2 separate regions of the Homo sapiens genome follow, and region 1 is linked to region 2. The links are chromatin contacts, found by Hi-C or POLR2A ChIA-PET in ENCODE. All regions are on one chromosome and are shown on one strand. The core of a region is the stretch at or near the end of the contact, and the rest is flanking DNA. Distances in the headings are between cores, read along the strand shown. Region 1 overlaps TRPC5 (transient receptor potential cation channel subfamily C member 5). Region 2 holds the start of ALG13 (ALG13 UDP-N-acetylglucosaminyltransferase subunit).

Evidence for each region. A loop is a pair of places that touch in the nucleus more often than their neighbours do. ChIA-PET counts read pairs that join two places held with the same protein, here RNA polymerase II (POLR2A). Pooled maps may share reads with other maps.
Region 1: a pooled map shows a loop between it and region 2 (6-fold over the local background). The contact joins the enhancer-like site here to the promoter of ALG13 in region 2. A Hi-C loop is called at or near these places in 2 of 37 single-sample maps with no recorded cell type and 4 of 50 pooled maps. POLR2A ChIA-PET finds 5 or more read pairs at or near these places in 1 of 52 experiments (Caco-2).

What each region holds. Positions count from the first base shown.
Region 1 is chrX:111,866,397-111,872,346 of GRCh38, reverse strand. All of the region lies in intron 3 of TRPC5 (transient receptor potential cation channel subfamily C member 5), which reads left to right. Among named protein-coding and RNA genes, the nearest start is that of TRPC5OS, 6.8 kb to the left of the region's middle. RefSeq lists a silencer at 3,498-3,547. Within about 2 kb of position 2,611, at least 2 of the 41 ENCODE cell types and tissues checked have a DNase peak (open chromatin) inside an H3K27ac peak, as active enhancers do.
Region 2 is chrX:111,676,268-111,682,419 of GRCh38, reverse strand. ALG13 (ALG13 UDP-N-acetylglucosaminyltransferase subunit) reads right to left here and starts at 1,250. Exons shown (of 27, transcript NM_001099922.3): 1 at 1,121-1,250; 2 at 126-288. The coding sequence starts at 1,201. RefSeq lists enhancers at 794-853, 874-923, 994-1,183, 863-1,582.

The sequences.
Region 1 (5,950 bases), core at 1,362-3,861, 190 kb before region 2:
CTACCACCACTATCAGTCTCCTTTCCAGAATTCTAAGCCAGTAATTGGCATGACAGAACATACCCTCAAAACATTCAGAGGAACAAATAATGGAAACAGTGCTGATGCATGCAAACTCTGTCTAGGCATGAACTAGGTATTCTAGTTCATTCTGTGTTGCTAATAAAAAATAGCTGAGACTGGGTTATTTATAAAGAATAGAGGTTTATTTAGCTCACAGTTCTGCAGGCTGAGAAGTTCAAGGGCATGGCCCTGGTTTCTGGAGAGGGCATTTGTGCTGTGTCACAACATGGCAGAGAAGGTCAAAGTCAAAGCAGACAGGTGTGAGGAAAGGAAAGCCTGAGGGGCATCCTGGCCTTATCACAACTCACTTTCAAGGAAACAAATCCATCCCTGCGAGAACTAATACAGTCTTACAGGAATGAGAACTCACTCCTGCAAGAACAGCCATTCATAAGGGATTACACCCTCATGACCCAAACACCTTTCACTAGGCCCTACCTCCCAATACCACCACACTGGGGATCAAATTCAAAATTAGTTTTAGTGGGGACAAACAAACCATGCCCAAACCATAGCACATAGAGTGTGTCAAATCACATATACAGTCACTTCAAGACTACATATCCAGAAGTGACAATTCTACATCTCGTAAGTCATAATGATGAAAAGAACTAACATTTATTGAGTGCTTTCTTGTTTAGTTCCTATAGTAATCCATCATGAAAAATAATAACACTGGCTTCCTAGTTGCCAGGCATTTAATTAACTCTCTTAATCCTCATAATGACCTCATGCCATGAGTTACTATTGTAATCCTCATTTTGCCGATGAGGAAACTGAGGGCTGGAGAGGTTAAGTAACTTGCCCAAGGTAATCCAGCCAGGGAGTGGTGGGGCTGGAATGTGAACCCCAGGTCAGTCTGTCTGACTGCAGAGACCAATCTCCTAACCCTACCACACTACCTTATTAGAAACATCTTTGAGCATGCAGCCCACATTATCCTGTTATGATAAAAAAAAAAATGCATGAAAATGCCTGCTTCCATCTATTTGGTGTTGAGAATGTTTCAAAGCACTTTCCCATCCCTGATGCATTTGATCTTCACAACAGTCCTGTGAGGAAGACAGGCATAGGCAACACCACCATTACATAGATAAAGACCAAACACAAAAGCTTGCCCCAAGTCCCACTCCACAAATGAGAGACCAAGCCAGAGTCAGAGTTCAATGTACAGTATACATTTTCAAAATGTGTTCTTTGGTATAGCTAGGGATTAAGTCTCCTCCACCTCCTTCATTCTGATTTCATCCTGAAGATTTGAAAGGAAGTGGGCAGCCCACAGCAGGTCATTAAACCCTCCAGCCAAGCTTTCCTATAAATGTAAAAACTACTTGAGTATACCTCACTTTGTCTTCCACATACCCCAACCCTTCAGGATCTGCAGTACCTGACCACATCCTGTGTCTTGAAAGAAAAAAAATGAGGGACCTTGACCCTTAAAAACTGGACACACTGAAGGTATGAACATATCTCATTGTGGATTTCTCACTTTAAAAACATTTATTGGACAATTACAGGTCCAAAATTCCAAAACCCACCTGGCAGGTGAGCAATACTCACCTGGCAGGGGAGATATCATGATCACCAAGCCCACCAAGTTCTGAAAACCAAAGTTTTTAAAAATAAATTCCCTATCAAACCTCTCATATGGCAGCAAAACCTGACATGCACTGATGGGAGGCAATTTATGGTGTTTATTTATCCCATTGCATCTAAGCATGCCCAGGTTTCACTGCTGAAAATTTATTGTGTTTGATTATAGTAGGGTTGCCAGATAAAACATAGGACATAGTTAAATTTAAATTTCAGATAAATAATGAATAATGTTTTTGTATAAGCATGTCCCAAAATTATAAGGGGCATTTAGTTATACTAAAACATTTTTGCTGTTTAGCTGAAATTCAAATTTAATTGGGCATCCTGTATTTTTATTTGCTAAATTTTGGAACTCTAATTATGGGTGCTGCCTGAAACCTCACTGGGAGTGTTATCTAATATATGGCATAGACAGCATATTACTGTTCTAAAATCTGACAAATTTAGAATTCCAAAACAAATCTGTCCCCAAGAGTTTTGTAAAAGGGATTGTGGACCACTGGACCTATAGCATCCTCCCAGCACTGGGCTTGGTACTTCATGGGGACTCAGCTCCCAAAGAGCAACAACCTCTCAAAGAATTATCCCATCACAATGCCTTGCCTCTTGAGCTTTCATTAGATTTCCCCTCTGCTGTCTTTCATAGGTCATTAGCATGCTTTCTGCTTTGATATATTTATTCTTCAAGGTATTTCCCCTCTAGTGTCCTGATTTAAACTAGTAGGACTGCAACCCACAGCTGACCTAACCACACTTTCTATGATTTCTTACTTGGCTTTAGTGAGTTTCCAGCCTCTCCTGTTCAATTGCTCTGACATGCTATGTCACTTTCTTCCTTCCTGGTAAGAAGCTTTCCAACACAGACTCCCCTTTACTTCCAGAACTCTCCTCTGTAGTAGGCAGTGAGCTCCTACCACCCTCTGCTGCCATCTCATGGCTAGGATAAGCCATTGCATTAGTCTTAATTCTGTTGCACTAGTTCTTTTTAGAGTCCATCACCGCCAACACAGAATTATAACATCTGCCAGGAAACCCCATTGGGCTAATTCTGACTGCTGTATGCACTTGCAAATGGAAAATTATACTTTAAAAAAATATGCGTTCTAAAACAGTTTTCAACCTCCTCCTTCAACCTAGCCTCACCTTCCTCCATTTAGTTCTAAGTAGTGAGGCTTAGCCCTAGTTTGAAATGAAAGATAGGGCTTCCAGTTGACTGATTTTGTGAGTCTGCACCTGTGTTGCCATTGATATTGGCAGCCCAGCTTGGGAACTAAGTCTGCTAGCTAATTGCAACAACAGAGCCAGCTTAGAACAAAATGTCTCAGTAATCCTTGGGTAAGAACATATCTTCTTTTTAAAAAATAAAACTAGCCATGGATTAGTGATCTGAGTGATTAAATATTAAACTGTGCTAGACAGAGAGTACATGTAAAAGGTAGGGGCTATTTCCAATCATTATCTGGACCTAAACTTTTGTCAAAACCTATTTCTTGATCTCAAATGTCTGCTGCAGTGGTTTACAAAAAAAAAAAAAAAATGCTGCACTGCTTAATGAAAGTATGACTCAGCAAGCTCACTACAATGGTGAGGGAAGAAAGGTGCTTGAACATTTCTTCCTCTTCGGGAACTTTTGCATTGCCACTGATTTCCCCTTTTGGGCGTTTTTCTCCTCTTCAGAGCCCAGCTTGATTGGCAACTAAAAACAAAACTCATTCTCTTGAGGGTCATTCCTGTAGAGGCGGGTTTTTAAACACATCCTTAACACACAACCGGACTATCTTCTGAAGAACTGAAATCTAACACAGTACACATTGGGCCCATTTCTATGTGCAGCCATTCACTGAAGGGAGTAGGATGCAGTTCTTAAAAGATCAGTAGACTTTTTCAAACCTCCCAGAAAGGCCCTTACCTCAGATCTTACTATAGCCAGTAACTGCTGTTTCTTCCTGATCCTCACCTTCTCCTCTGGTATAGGGGACGACTCATTCTCACCCTTCAAATTTTCTTTTCCTCTAAATGGACTAAAGGAAGAAGTGTTTACAGCTGTAAGTCTCCCAGCTCAAAGTCAGCTGATTTCTTTTAGGAAACATGGGAACATAACTCATTGCCAATTACTTTAGAGAACCACAGACCTATACTGCTTTATAAACCTCTGAATATTAAACATGTGTCAAGGTGACTTTTCTTTCAGTCTCACCTATTGCACTTTTTTGTACACACCTAAAAACTTAAAATAATCTGAAAATAACCAGTTAGGTGACTTAACTGTGAAACTGACTTGTTTTTATCCTAATGCTTTTCTTGCTGATAGCTTTCCCAGCAGGGAACAGGGTGGACTGAGCAGGGTAACAAAGATATTTCTCCTCTGACCATTGTCCATTCCTAATGGAGCCACTGGAAGCTTACTGCTGTGGCTTTTCTCTACCTCACAGCCTGGCTTATTTCTCAAAAGCCCATCCCCACGACCAGATCCTCTGCTTCTATGAGGGGACTTTCCCTTTTTTTTCATTGCCTCCTCAAGGAGTGGTGACTCAATTAATTATCAGGGAGGTCTATCTGTACCTCATTATTCTTAAATGAGCACTTAAGTACAATGTTTGACATCCAGTAGTCACTCAAATGTTAGATGTTGTTATTATTACTATTTAACCTCTCTGAGCCTCAGTTTTCTCATCTGTAAAATGGATGTAATAATAGTACAAACTTCCTAGGTTTGTTAATACATATAAACTGCTTTTAAAAGTATCCAAAACTTAGAAGGTTCTGTGTACATTTTATCTATGACTATTAAAACTTCTATTAGAGAAATAATTTAAGGACATATAGACTGCAAGGTGAAAAGAGAAACGTGTGTGTGGGTTTGGGGATGCTACGGCGGGGAAGAGTTGTGTGTGGATTATGTGTTTGAAATATGTTTTAGCGGCCGAAGAGAAATGCCCACTAGGCGTTAAACATTCAGGTGTAAATTTTAGCAGGGACGGAATGAAGAATTTTTTCACTTTAACAAAAACAGTAAATGCCTGCAAAGACCTTTGGGGGTAAGAAATGACATATATAGAAGTGTTCCTCCACTTCCTAAGCTTACCGTCTACTAAGAAGGCTGAGTCACTGATTCTACATAGAAGTACATGTAACACAAGGTAGGCTCTGAGAGGTACCACAGGGAAAAAGCAAAGTGGTATGAGCTCAAGGAGAGAGGTCACACCTCTGGCTGAAGCAATCAGGGAGGGCTTCCAGAAGGAAGTGATTTTCTGATTTCATTATTCACCGCAGCCTTTTCTTAGGACTCTAGTGCCTGCTGATTTTTTCCATCTCTGAATGCTCTAAGATCCCAAAGTGTGGTGCCTCATGACAAAGCAGTGAGCTTTTCCTAAAGCTAAATAGATCCAGATTGAATGACTGTCCTTTATTCTGTCCTTTCTTTTATAAAATGGTGGTAACAGGAGATCAAAGGGGTGTGGGCTTTTCTCATGTCCTTACTTGGCAAAACAATCTCCTGATTTGGAGAGGAGTGGCCTTAATCAGTCTGTGAGAGCCAACCATCTGGGAACCTGACATGTTTACCATCTGTACCATTTATGTGGGCGTCTGAACACAAACATTATTGTCCTGTTACTTGTTTCGCATGAGTTAGGCTAGTATCCCTTCAAAAGAGCTCCTGCAGGCCAGAATCATGGCTGGTCTCTCTTGCGATGACCCTCTCCCACAGGCCACACGGAGCTGGGCACAGAGCAGGTACTCCAAAATACTTGTTGAAAGGCCTAAACTGAATCACATTAATCTTGCACTTCCCTTGCAGTAAGCAAGTCAAATTCTATTCTGCCTTGAGTTAAGCATGTGAATCAGGCATTAAATCCTATTGATCCTTTAGACAGCTGTAGAAACAAAAGTCACATACAGTAGACTGGTGAGGGGCTGGGAAGATAATTCTCTTCACTGAATGAAAAAATTCAGAACTCTGCTGCAGTGAAATCAAAGCTATTTTGCTAGTTTTCTGGCAGAGGGGTGGTCTCTTTCCAGTAGAACCTGACATTTTTCCTATCAAGAAATATTCCTAGGAGGGGCCAAGAGCCATTGGGCCCCTCCATTGACAACACAGCTTTATGTCAAAGAAAGCCAGGGCTTTTCCAAAAGTTGTGTGCAGTAAGGAAAAAATACAATAATGTTCAGCCCTTGTCTGGGAGTATTGCAGAACTGAAGCACTGAAGAGGGAAAACAATCAACAACTGCAGTGAGGATCCTAGCTCATTTGTGAAGAAAAGATTTAGACAGATTAAACAGGGGGATTCCA
Region 2 (6,152 bases), core at 1-2,500:
TGCATGGCACACGTTTACCTTTGTAACAAGCCCGCACATCCTGCACATGTACCCCCAGAATACCCCAGAACTTAAAAAAAATTAAAATTAAAAGACCCAACCCTGAGATTCTTAGGCACCTTTACCTGCGTGACTAATAACAAGATCTGCTTTCTGAATGTCTTCTTTCAAGGAATCCTTGTACCTGTAAACATCCAGAGTAAACGACTCAGTACTGAAGGGTTCAGGTACCACCGTTCCTCTACCAATTTGCAGGATAAGTCGGTTGTAACCAAGGCTCTCGATTTTCTGAAAGAGGAAATCAGAATGTGAGGGCCTTTTAAACTGGCTATGTAAAACAGAGCAGGAACCACCACCACTACTAAAGTTTGACGTTAACATCGGAGCACGGCCGCCAAAAAGCCTATCTGTGGCCGATTTCACTTAGTTTTCAAAACTATTTTCTGGTCCGGGGCCCGACGAGGAACCTCCCAAGCACTCATGAATCTAAGCGACCCAGCTCGCAGAGTCCCGCGAAAGCCACAGCAGGAAAAGACTTTGGAAAAGGAGTCGCAAACTCGGGGGGAACCCAGGCACTACCCGTTCTGCCTCACTTGATCAACTGCGAGAACCGGGAGCCCTGAGGGGACGACGCGCGCTGAGGAGAGGAACCGCGCGGGCTCCGGCCAAGTGCTGAGGGGAAGGAGCCGGGCTCTGAGGCGAGCTCGGCTGGCTCAGACGCCGGCGCCGACGTGCGGTCCACAGGGGGGCCTGAGGAAAAACTGCCGAGCCCGGTGGAAAACCCGAGCTCGGAGGGGCGGAGCCGTTGGAAGGAGGGGCGGAGGACGCGGAGGCGGAGAATAGAGCGCGGGGGCAGACCGGAAAAGGAGCTGAAGAAATGAGGGAGAGGAGCGGCCGGAATAATGGGAAGAGGAAACAGGCAACCCCGAGTGGCCGGGTAGCCGGAGAAGGGCCCCGCCGGGCGTGGGCAGAAGCCAGCTAAGGGGCAGCGGCACCTGTGGTAGAGTTGCGGGGGTTTCTTTCCGAGCGCGACGGTCAGGCAAGGCTAACGCGGCTGGCAGTATGGCCGGAGATGGCGGGTGGCGAGCCAAGCCGCCGCCTGCTCGCCTCCCTCACTCACTTGCAGACTGTCGGGCGCCGACACACACGCAATGAGGTCGTCAAAGCTGGTGGTCCCTACGGTAACAAACACGCACTTCATGGCGCGGGTTCCTCAAGCCCTGATCGCAAGGGCCGGATATGACGCAACTGAGGCCACGCACGTTGCAGTGACTGCCTTCTGTGAGGGAGGCGGAAATCCGTAATGGCCGCCAGGGGGCGGCGGGGCCCCGGGCTGTGTCACCGGTTGGGTGGGGCAAAAGACTATTGGTGGCCTAGGTACCAGCCACTGTTCTAAGCCCTTTATGTGTAGGAGCCAGCTCTTGAGACCCCTCACTATAAGGGAATGGGGAATTGCCAAATGTAATTAACTTTTTCAAAACTGATGGGTAAAAAAAAAAAACATCATACCCTAAGCATTGAGTTGGTGTCGTTGCGTGGGTACCACAATCTTTTAATGACAGACAAGTTTGAGATTTTTTTGTTTGCTGCCAGGTTTTGTCAAGATACATTTGAGAGATGGTTTTACTTCGAGTTGGCTAAGGGGATATGAAAAATAAAAGTGCCTTACCAGGCACAGTGGCTGTAATCCCAAGCTACTGGGAAGAATCACTTGAGCCCAGGAGTTAAGACTAGCCTGGGCAACATAGCAAAACCCTTGTCTCTAAAAATATTATTTTTTAGGCCAGGTGCCATCGCTCAAGTATGTAATCCCAGCACTTTGGGAGGCCAAGGCAGGTATATTATTGAGGTCAGAAGTTCCAGACCAGCCTGGGCAACATGGTGAAATCCTGTCTCTCCTAAAAATACAAAAATTAGCCGGGCGTGGTGGCAGGCTCCTGTAATCCCAGCTACTCAGGAGGGTGAGGCACGACAATTGCTTGAGCCCAGGAGACAGAGGTTTCAGTGAGCCCAAGATCCTGCCATTGCACTCCAGCCTGGGTGACACAGAATGAGACCCTGTCTCAAACAAACAAAAAAAATTTAATTAGCCGGGGGTGGGAGCACCCACCTGTGTTCCTAGCTAGTCAGAAGGCTGAGGCTGCAGTGAGCCATGATCACACCACTGCACTGCAGCCTGGACGACAGTGAGACCCCGTCTCGAAAAAATAAAAAAACTAAAAATAAAAGGCATCTTATAAGGTATGGGGTCTTGCTCTGTTGCCCAGGCTTGATTCTAACTCCTGGGCTCAAGCAGTCCTCCTGTGGCAGGCCACGTCTCACTAACGGAGGCCTCCATAACAACTGTTTCAGTACTGAGTGGTGAAGTTAATATTAAAAGCTAAAAAAAGCCAGTGCCCTTATACAAAGGCTGGAATGTAACTAAAGCCCACCAAGAGTTTTGCCTAGGCCTTTCCTGGGCCCTAAAGCATGACAAAATAACAAAGGAAGTCTTAACATTACCCATTTAGGATTAAACAAGTTTTATTGTGGGTCTGAAGAAACTCCCCAGGCCTCCACAAACAAGTTTGTTGGGAGTCCGAAGGAACTCCCCAAACCTCTGTGATTTAGCAGGAGACAAGATAAGGGTAATCACGCCAGCACCTGGACTCATTTAGATTTTTTTTTTTTTTTTTTGAGACGGAGTCTCGCTCTGTCACCCAGGCTGGAGTGCAGTGACACAATCTCGGCTCACTGCAAGCTCTGCCTTCCGGGTTCACGCCATTCTCCTGCCTCAGCCTCTCAAGTAGCTGGGAATACAGGCACCCACCACCACGCCCGGCTAATTTGTTGTATTTTTAGTAGCGACGGGGTTTCACCATGTTAGCCAGGATGGTCTCGAACTCCTGACCTCATGATCCACCCACCTTGGCCTCCCAAAGTGCTGGGATTACAGGCGTGAGCCACCGCACCTTGCCGGACCCATTTAGATTAAGTAAATTTACTGAGGCTCCAGAGGAAGATCTTCAAGATTCAGACCTTATTTATAGATTAAAAGAAGTTAATCACTTATGTCTTTAGATGAATGCACACTTACATGTAGACATATAGCTTAGAAGGTATATAAGCTCTGGAAAACATCGTGATTTTGAGTTGGTTTCGTGATAATATCCAGGCCTTTTCCCTGTAAACAGTTACAGAAATAAAAACTCTCTTCCTCCACAGTTTATCTGCATCTTGTTATTAGGTCACGAGAAATAGCAGCCCCACCCTCAGTTTGGTCCGAGAGCACTCCCGCCTCCGCCTCCACCTCCCAAGTAGCTGGGACTACAGGTGCATCAAAAGTGGCTTTTAGAAAATCACTCTAACTGGCTGGGCACGGTGGCTCACGCCTGCAATCACAGCACTTTGGGAGGCCGAGGTGGGTGGATCACAAGGTCAGGAGCTTGAGGCCAGCCTGGCCAGCATGGTGAAACCCCATCTCTACTAAAAATACAAAAATTAGCCAGGCACGGTGGCGGGCACCTGTAATCCCAGCTACTTGGGAGGCTGAGGCAGGAGAATCACTTGTACCTGGGAGGCGGAGGTTGCAGTGAGCTGAGATTGTGTCACTGCACTCTAGCCTGGGCAACAGAGCAAGATTCTGTCTCAAAAAAAAAAAAAATCGCTCCAACTTGGGCTCTTCTACCAACTGTGGTTCTCAGAAAACCAGGGCCCTCTAGGGTCCCCTGGAAGCTGCAAACAGTTAACCTCCATTAGCAAGCATGACTTGTAAAATAGAGGTGATAAAGCCTGAAGCATTGATCTACAATCTATTGAATTATTCCAGTGAACCATTTAAATATAACATTACACATTAGGACGATAAAGTACCACAGATAAATTACACTTAGGCAGGCACATATAGGAGAGGTTATTTCTCAAAACTCTCCTTTTTTCTCCTACCACCATCATAACCATTGTTAAGATAATTGCTCACTCTATCTCCTTCTAATGTTTTGTGTATTCCCTATTTAAAATATCACCTTAGCTCATATTTGTGCTTTGCCCTGCCTGGATATATACAGAAGAGAGGCTGTGAGAAGAAATTATTTTAAGGAGGAAAAGGATTGGAGGTAAATTGGGCCTAGAACATAGCCTGAGAAGACCCTTGGGCCTATTTCTACAGGATGTTTCCTTTAAATCTTGTAGCTTAGGCAGTTGTCCTTTTGAAGAGTAGCATGCACAATGGCAGGAAAACTCACCAGCTGCCTTTCTGAAAGTGACATCCAACAGAGACTTCTGGTTGGGACTTGGAAACTACCCAATCAGGACTCAGCTGTTTTCAACTAATGGGGACTACTTTTGAGTTGTTTATTTGCATACACAAACTTGATTAAGGGCTGGGAGGAGAACTTTCCCTATTTAAGCCAGACCCACTCTTTGTTCTTCGGAGCACTTAGTTTACATTGGAGGCTGTGTTCCCCCATCTGCAGATCTCGGGCTCTTAGGCTGAGGTCTCCGAGACTTTGTTTTCTCCAGGGAGCATGTTCACTTGCCTCTATGGGCCCTGTGGGGTACACTCACACTTCGTGGAGTACTTTTGCATTTTGCAATGTACTTGTGCTTGGTGGAGTATGCTCACATTTCAAGTTTTGTGGGGACACTCATGTTTCTGTTGTACTCAAAGGGATGCCTTTGTTATAGTGCCATGGGTAACCCATGTTCTAAGGTAATGGTCTCCAACCAGCCACCTTATGGTGCACTGATGACTTTTATATTTAAAAACCTATGGAGAAAATTCTTGTGCCTATTTAAGGCTCTGGATGAAACTTTTGGATTTAAAACTTCTTTGGCTACATTGGGGAGCTTTCTGTATCCCTAATCAAATTTATTTATGCCTGCAATTAGAACAAAGACGAATCTAGGCCTCTCAAAGACAATATAAGGCTTTCCTTAATAGGTACTATGAAAACTCCAAATGGAATCAAGAATTTCAGACTGCCTTCTTGAGAGAAACTAATTCCGAACTCAGTGCCTCCAAAAACTTGAAAATCCTCCTAGCCCAGATTCTGTTCCCAAGAAGGACTCAAACCCTTTGTTCCTCTTCCTTTCACTCCCTCTGCACTACCTCTACTTTATTCTCCTCTGCCACTACCTTCTTCACTTTCTGAACCTCCTTTTTTCTCCTCACTGTCTATCCCAGGCACACTACCCATAACCCCTCAACTCCTCTTATTGCCCCATTTAAAATAAGTGAAAATGTAGAGGGAGGTCAAACCATTTCTTACATTCCTTAGTCTAAATCTGAACTCTTGGCGATTGTCCTAAAACTGACTTCCTTGAATTTGAATGCCACTTTCATTTAATCGTAAGCGCATACTAGCCCAGACTCACCAAAATCTATCAATTAATTCACATGCTGGGGGTCATTTTTGTGGCTCAAACATGTATATGCCTAACTAAATGGATAAAACCTCCAGAGGACTGCCATTTCAAAAGGGACATGGCCATAACAAAAGCAAAGAAAATAACCTGTGATTTGTTAAAGGTCATTCCAGTGCTTTTTCTCTGGCAAATTAATTGGAAAGCCATTCAACGATTCACTCAAAAAAAAGATGAGTCTGCTTAGATTATTTTGACTGGTTCAAAAAGGCTTTCCAAGCTGGGTGTGGTGACTCACACCTGTAATCTCAGCACTTTAGGAGGCTGAGGCAGGAGGATCACTTGAGGTCAGGAGTTCGAGACCAGCCTGGCCAACATGGCGAAACCCTGTCTCTACTAAAAATACAAAAATTAGCTGGGCATGGTTGTGCATGTCTGTAGTCCCAGCTACTGAGGAGGCTGAGGCACGAGCATCACTTGAGCCCAGGAGGCGGAGGTAGCAGTGAGCTGAGATGGCACCACTGCACTCCAGCCTGGGCAACAGAGCAACTCTGTCTGAAAAAATAAAAATAAAAAAAAAATCTTTCCAGCAAAATTCTGGTGTCAAGGACTTAACAGAGGATACCATTAATCTTTTTGATTCTAGTTTTCTTTCAGGGCTTAACTGAACTCTTAATGCCTTAGTCAAACAACATTACCTCAATTGGACCTTTAAGAAACCCCACGAAATTGCCTCCTTGGCAAACTATCTCTCTAAAACTTTGTAAAGAGACAAAGAAAGAATAAATAAGACACTTGATTATCAGGAA